Linked DNA regions of Homo sapiens: region 1 is linked to region 2. A link is an interaction called in ENCODE POLR2A ChIA-PET data of the cell type or tissue named here. Cell type or tissue: Caco-2. All regions are shown on one strand. Links, peaks and the distances in the headings refer to the core of each region. The heading gives the core; the rest is flanking DNA.

Region 1 (2,805 bases), core at 224-2,723, 390 kb before region 2:
CATCTTTCTCTTCCCAGTATTTCTAAGCATGTGACAATGAATATGCAAAGGAAGCGCAGCAGTCCACCAGGTGTGGGATATGTGTGGCACAATTCAAGACAAAGATTAAACCTCCACTTGATGTTGCAAAAGAGATTTTATAAAAGGTGACTGAAGTAAGTCACCACAATGTAAATGAACCAGCCACCAAGATTCAAACCTATTTTTAATAAGTTAATAAAAAATAGGCTAAGGGTCCAAAAGAGAATTCATTCATTTTTTGACAACCTGTAGAATCCAGAGTTTAAAACTCATCTAAAGAATAGAATTTCCCATACACTTCTTTATTAGACACTCAAAATATCTGCAAGGTAAATGTTTTACATCCTTTCTGAGGTAAATGAAAACTAAAAAGACTTCACAAAAGTCAATATATATTTTAATATAAATTACATTCAGGATGCTGCTCTATAAGACAAAGGGGAAGAAAGAAAGCCTGGAGCCAAGAACTGAAGTCTTTTAATCTTACGTACTGGAGAGGAACCCCCAGTGCTGAGGCCTAAACATTGAAGGTTGTAGTCAGAGTCAATGGGTTAAATTTGTAAAGGTTACTCTATGCTGAAGAGAATTAAATAATTAATCCCTGTATCTCCTGATGAAAATAATGCCTCTCTGAAAGTCAAATCTGAAACACTTCTCTCGGTTGACCTCAAATCAGCATATTACTCAATTTCTTGCTTCCTTGCTTTCAGGACAGTTGTATAGATAGGAAGTTCTTGTGGATGCTCCTCTAAGTCGCTATATCAATTTGTGTGAATATATATATATAGCTATCTACCTGTCTATATACCTCCTACAGCATGTGTGTGCTGGCTCTAATTCTCTGAAGAGAAAGGTGAAGAGTCCATTGCTTGGAGGTTGGGATAGTCATGACTCATTAGTGAGGAACGACCAATCCACAGTTACTACCGCAGAGCATTTCAATAAGTCTTCTGTTTGTTTAAAGTACTTTAAATTGTTATTATTATTATTATTTATCTGACTGAAATAAAACTTCAGTCCGAACTTTCCCCAGTAATGGGGGTGAAGAGGGGGAGTAAGGTTGTGTAGGAAGCATCTCAGTAATGCCTTGAACTGCAATTTAATAAGACAACAGGCTATGAAGTCTTCTTTGATCATGAGTCTGAGAAATTCAAAATATAATCTCTCTCTTTCCCTCTTCTCTCTCTCTCCCTCTCCCCCCTCTCCTCTCTCTCTCTCTCTCTCTCTCTGTCTCTCTCTCTCTCTCTCACACACACACACACACACACACACACACACACACACACGAGGTCAAGACCCGCAGTGTCTTAGTGGGTTTTCACCTCCACCTCCGTACAATCAAGAGGGCAGAGAAGGCGGGGGCTGGAGGTGGCTGAAAGGGCAGGGATGGCGGTGAAACCCGGGAGGAGGCGACATTCGTGTCAGGTGGCGGTCCCAGGCAGTGTCCACAGGCCCGGAAGCCGAGGGGACCAGGCATCAAGCCCCGCGTCCAGATCCCTGCACCCGGGGGCGGGACCTGGTGTCCCGCGGTCCCCGCCCAGGTTCCTGGGGCGCTTTTCCGCAATGGCTGGCGTGGAAGCGAGAGGGGGCCCAGTTTTTCCTTGCCAGGTTGCGGGTACAGCCAGCTCCGCGCCGGGGTTGGGCGGCGCGGCCGGGATGCTGAGAGCCCTGCGTGCTCAGCCAGGGGCGCAGGGCGGCCCTTCTGCCCAGCGCGCCCCGGGCACCAGGGATGGCTTCCCAGCTGGAGGCCGGGAGGGAGGAGAGTAAATACCCATTCTGCGGGGGCAGCCCTCGGGGGATGGTTGCGAAGGGAGAAACGAAAAATAAATCAGACAAGAGAGCCGTCCCGCCCCTCCTCGCCCGGTCCTGGCGGGCGGCGCCACTGGTCCTGCAGCCTCGGGCGTGCCCGCGCCCCCCCGAGCCCAGGGGGCGTCGCAGCGGGCCGGGCGGGCCAGGACTGCGCCTGTGTGCGGGTCCCCAGGAGCACTGCTCGCCTGCCAGCCCCGCCCGGCCGGGCCCCTCCGGCGGGATAGAGCCCTGCTTTGCTCTTTTCGTTGGCCAAGCACAATTGTGTTATTGGAGATAATGAATTCAATCCCCATCAAAGGGCATTAGGCTCGCCCGGGGCCTGGAGTTGCTGATGCCTTTTTTTTTTTTTTTTTCAAACCAGGAATGAAAGGCTGAGGGGAAAAAAAAATTCTCTGGGGGAGCCTTTCCCCTGATCGCTGCTTTTGAAGTGAAGGGGCCCGGGCATTGTTGTTCACCTCGCGGCCCATACGGCTGAAGAAAGCCTGGGCTTTTGATGGGCTGAGAACCGCCTCGGCAGTGAGCACTCCGTCGGGCCGCGCGGCCTGCGGGCAGCATATGTCTCGGGGCACCCGGGCACCGTCTGGCGGGTGGGGCCCAGGGCCCGGTGGGGAGGGGGTTCCGCCCGGGAGGCCGGGGCTGGAATGAGGCCGGCACCCGGCGGCGGGGACCTTTGGGCTTCAGGCCTCCGGCCAGGGATCTGCCGTTCCTCCCGCCCACCTGGCGTAGCGCAGGAGATCCACCTGTGTGGCTGATGAGTCCGACTGGGAGGCCGCACAATTCTTTGGGGGTGAGGGTGGGAAAAGCTGGCTTCTCCTTGAGGGCAAGGAGCGGGCTGGTCTTTATTTTTAAGCACTGGAACCCAGCATCTAAGGTAACTGGCTCAGCTAGAGATTAATGAGTCTGAGTCCGTGAAGGTGTGCACTCGTCAAGAGGCCTTCGTGCGACACGTAGTTAGGACTTTTCACCCGTGACTCC
Region 2 (2,805 bases), core at 83-2,582:
TAAGAACATCTTCGTTTCACTCATCAATGAAGCTCTCTACTGGATAGGAAGGCCGCCGTCCATCTCCAGCCATAGGTTTAATGAAGGTCAGTTTCCACTTCTCCCACCTCTGTGCTCCATAATGTTTCACAGCAGAAATATATGGTTTCTATCATAACATAATTCTCCTGGCACATTGAAAATAAAATGTTGACTCTATGTTGAAAATACAATTCCAAATTCATCTCTCTCCTGCAGGGAGAAAGTTTTAATCACTTCATATGAAGGTGTTAACGGTGTGAATAGATAACAAATTGACAACAATTTGCATATGCATTGGGAAATGAATTCCTCTGTGAAACATAATTTTTAAATTTGCCTACTGGCAATTTTTGCTTCTGTCAGGGAAATATTAATAGGTCTCACTGTATCTATATCCAAAGCGATAACCAGCAAAATAATAAAGAGGGGTGGGGTGAGGGAACTGGTGGGGGTGTGGCAGGTGATTAATACCCTGTTAACAGGATGACAGAATTGTCTTGTGCAATATTAACCACCCATAACACTATTTGGTCTGATAAAGACCAGCCCTGTGAATATTTAACTTTCACAATATTTGCTTTACTGATAGTGGGCCATTTTCATATATGAAATATAGCCTATTGCTTATTATTAATTAGACCTGAGTCGACCTTCAGGATTTAATATTCTTTCAACAATGATTTGTGTAATTTATTACATGGTAACATACATTCAAAATGTGAGAACATTAGGACTTAAAATATAGGCTTGGACAGAATCTTGATATAACATCTAACTAATTCATTTGACTATATATTGCAAATCTTTCACATTCTAAGTACTGAAGGGCATCCATGAACTATAAGATGCCTTCTATCCTCTTATGTACTGGAGCTCTACTTTCAGGGGAAAATGAAATGAATTCATAAGAACACAAGGCAGAGAGTTCTTTTCAAGCTCAGAGCAGAGGAAGAGTGATGTGGCCAGCAGACAAAGTTCTAGCAGAGGAAGAATCACTTCAAATGGCCATGGAAAGAAGGCGGGGGGGTGGGGAGAGGATTGGGCAGGCAGCACCTTGGCTAGCCAGAGAGCAGCAGAAGTCAGACAACACCTGCTAGCAAACGTGAGAACTTGGTCAACAGGTGTTTAGGTCAGCTGGCCTCCCAGCTGGTTTAGGCCCTTTCTGACTGGTGTGAGGTTGAAGTCCTGACTACTTTTTCAGAAATATTGATGGCTGAGGCAGGTGGCTGTCTCCTGGAGGGATATATTGCTTCTTTGATGTGGTGATTTTTTCAAAGGCCTCTGTGGTATGAACATAGGCTTGTCTTCTGTGACTCTCCTCAAAGCACCCCATGTTTTAATGAAACACAGTGCTTCCTGTTCCTGATGGCTGAAGTTTAGAAACTAATATATGAGTACAGGTAGAGAAAGATAAGCTAGCCAGGGAACCTGAGGCCACTATATCACATGGTGTCCTGACACTTAAGAGTTATGACTTTGATCATTAATGTTTTAGGAAAACATTGATGGGGTTAGGCTTTTACCAAGAGAAATGACATAATTGGATTTGCATTTTAAACAGACAACTGAGTACAATGGCAATATCTTATGGTTACTAAACACCAGAGTTCTGGGGCCAGACTCTCTGGGTTTGGATTCCTTCTCTAATCTTACTAGCTCTGACTTTATTCACATCTCTAAGGCTCAGTGACCTCATCTGTAGAATGAGGGTAAAAACTATTACCTGTCTTATAAATTTGTTGTGAGGATTAAATGAGTTAATGCATGTAGTATGCTTAGTTCAGTGGCTGGCACAAGAAAGAGAGAGCATTCAGTACCCATTGGCTGTTATTATCTTATCCCTCTGGAATAGTGCAAAAGATGGATGACTCTGATGGCAGCTTGAAGGAGGGGTCTGGAGACCAAAAGGAATCTATTTATGGCAATAGTTTAGGAGAGACATTGATTTATTGAATTAAGACAATGGCACAAGGATTGAGAAGGGTGAATGAAGTTGACAGTACAATGGACATAAAATCAACAAGATTTGGTGTCTGAGTCAATGTGAAGGGTGAAGAAGAGGGAGAAATCATGGATGGATTTAAGGGTTCTAGCCGTGGTCACTGCTGGGTTGTGGTGCCACTGACCGACATGCAAAACAGAGCTGGACAGAACTTGTTTGTGTCCCCCTCATAACCTCTGTGTGCAGCCTTACAGCTGAAGTGGGCATCGCCTGAGGGATTTTTCTGATGGCAAGGGGAAAGAAGGGAAGTGCTAGGGAATTAATGTCCTGGCAACAGCCCTCAAACATTTTCTAGCGGGATCGTTGGTTAAATACCTCAGTACCTTTGCACCCCAGGTGGCATTACTTGAGGTTTATAGTCTACTCTGAGTTTCCCGGTGTGATTCAGCTCCAGGTGGTAACTTGTTTGATAACTAAGCCTCTTTGGCTACCTTCCCTTCCTCATCTCACTGCTCCAATTCCCTAGTAGCCTCTTCTGGATCACCTTCCAAATAAACTATTTGCACTGGAATCTTTGCCTCAGGATTTGCCCCTGGAAGAAATGAAACTAAGAGAGTAGGGAAGGGGAAAGGAACAGAAGGAACAGGAAAATAATTTCAGTTTTAGGTATTTTAGTGGGAGATACCTGTGGGGCATTCAAGTGGAGATGGGCTGGAATGCACTGGAAGTAAGAAATACAATGGTGTTTTTCTGGAATTTAATAAACAGTTGGGCTCTGCTATTCTAGATTGGTGAATACACTGCAAAACAAGTGAGAGCTAAAACCTCAGGGATGACTTGTA

What was found. ChIA-PET counts read pairs that join two places held together with the same protein. Peaks named below come from ENCODE experiments on the same cell type or tissue, not always from the same donor. Only the 100,000 strongest peaks of a DNase experiment are listed, where the experiment ranks them.
Region 1: POLR2A ChIA-PET joins it to region 2 with 8 read pairs; 1 of 35 experiments calls an interaction of 5 or more read pairs at or near these places.

The regions. Positions count from the first base shown.
Region 1 is chr14:37,582,030-37,584,834 of GRCh38, forward strand. No RefSeq gene overlaps it. Among named protein-coding and RNA genes, the nearest start is that of FOXA1, 12 kb to the right of the region's middle. In Caco-2, for the core only: no CTCF peak of the experiment used is centred there; DNase peaks (open chromatin) are centred at 1,462, 1,852 and 2,552; H3K4me3 peaks cover 2,162 bases.
Region 2 is chr14:37,968,503-37,971,307 of GRCh38, forward strand. No RefSeq gene overlaps it. Among named protein-coding and RNA genes, the nearest start is that of LINC00517, 68 kb to the left of the region's middle. In Caco-2, for the core only: no CTCF peak of the experiment used is centred there; DNase peaks (open chromatin) are centred at 469 and 1,139.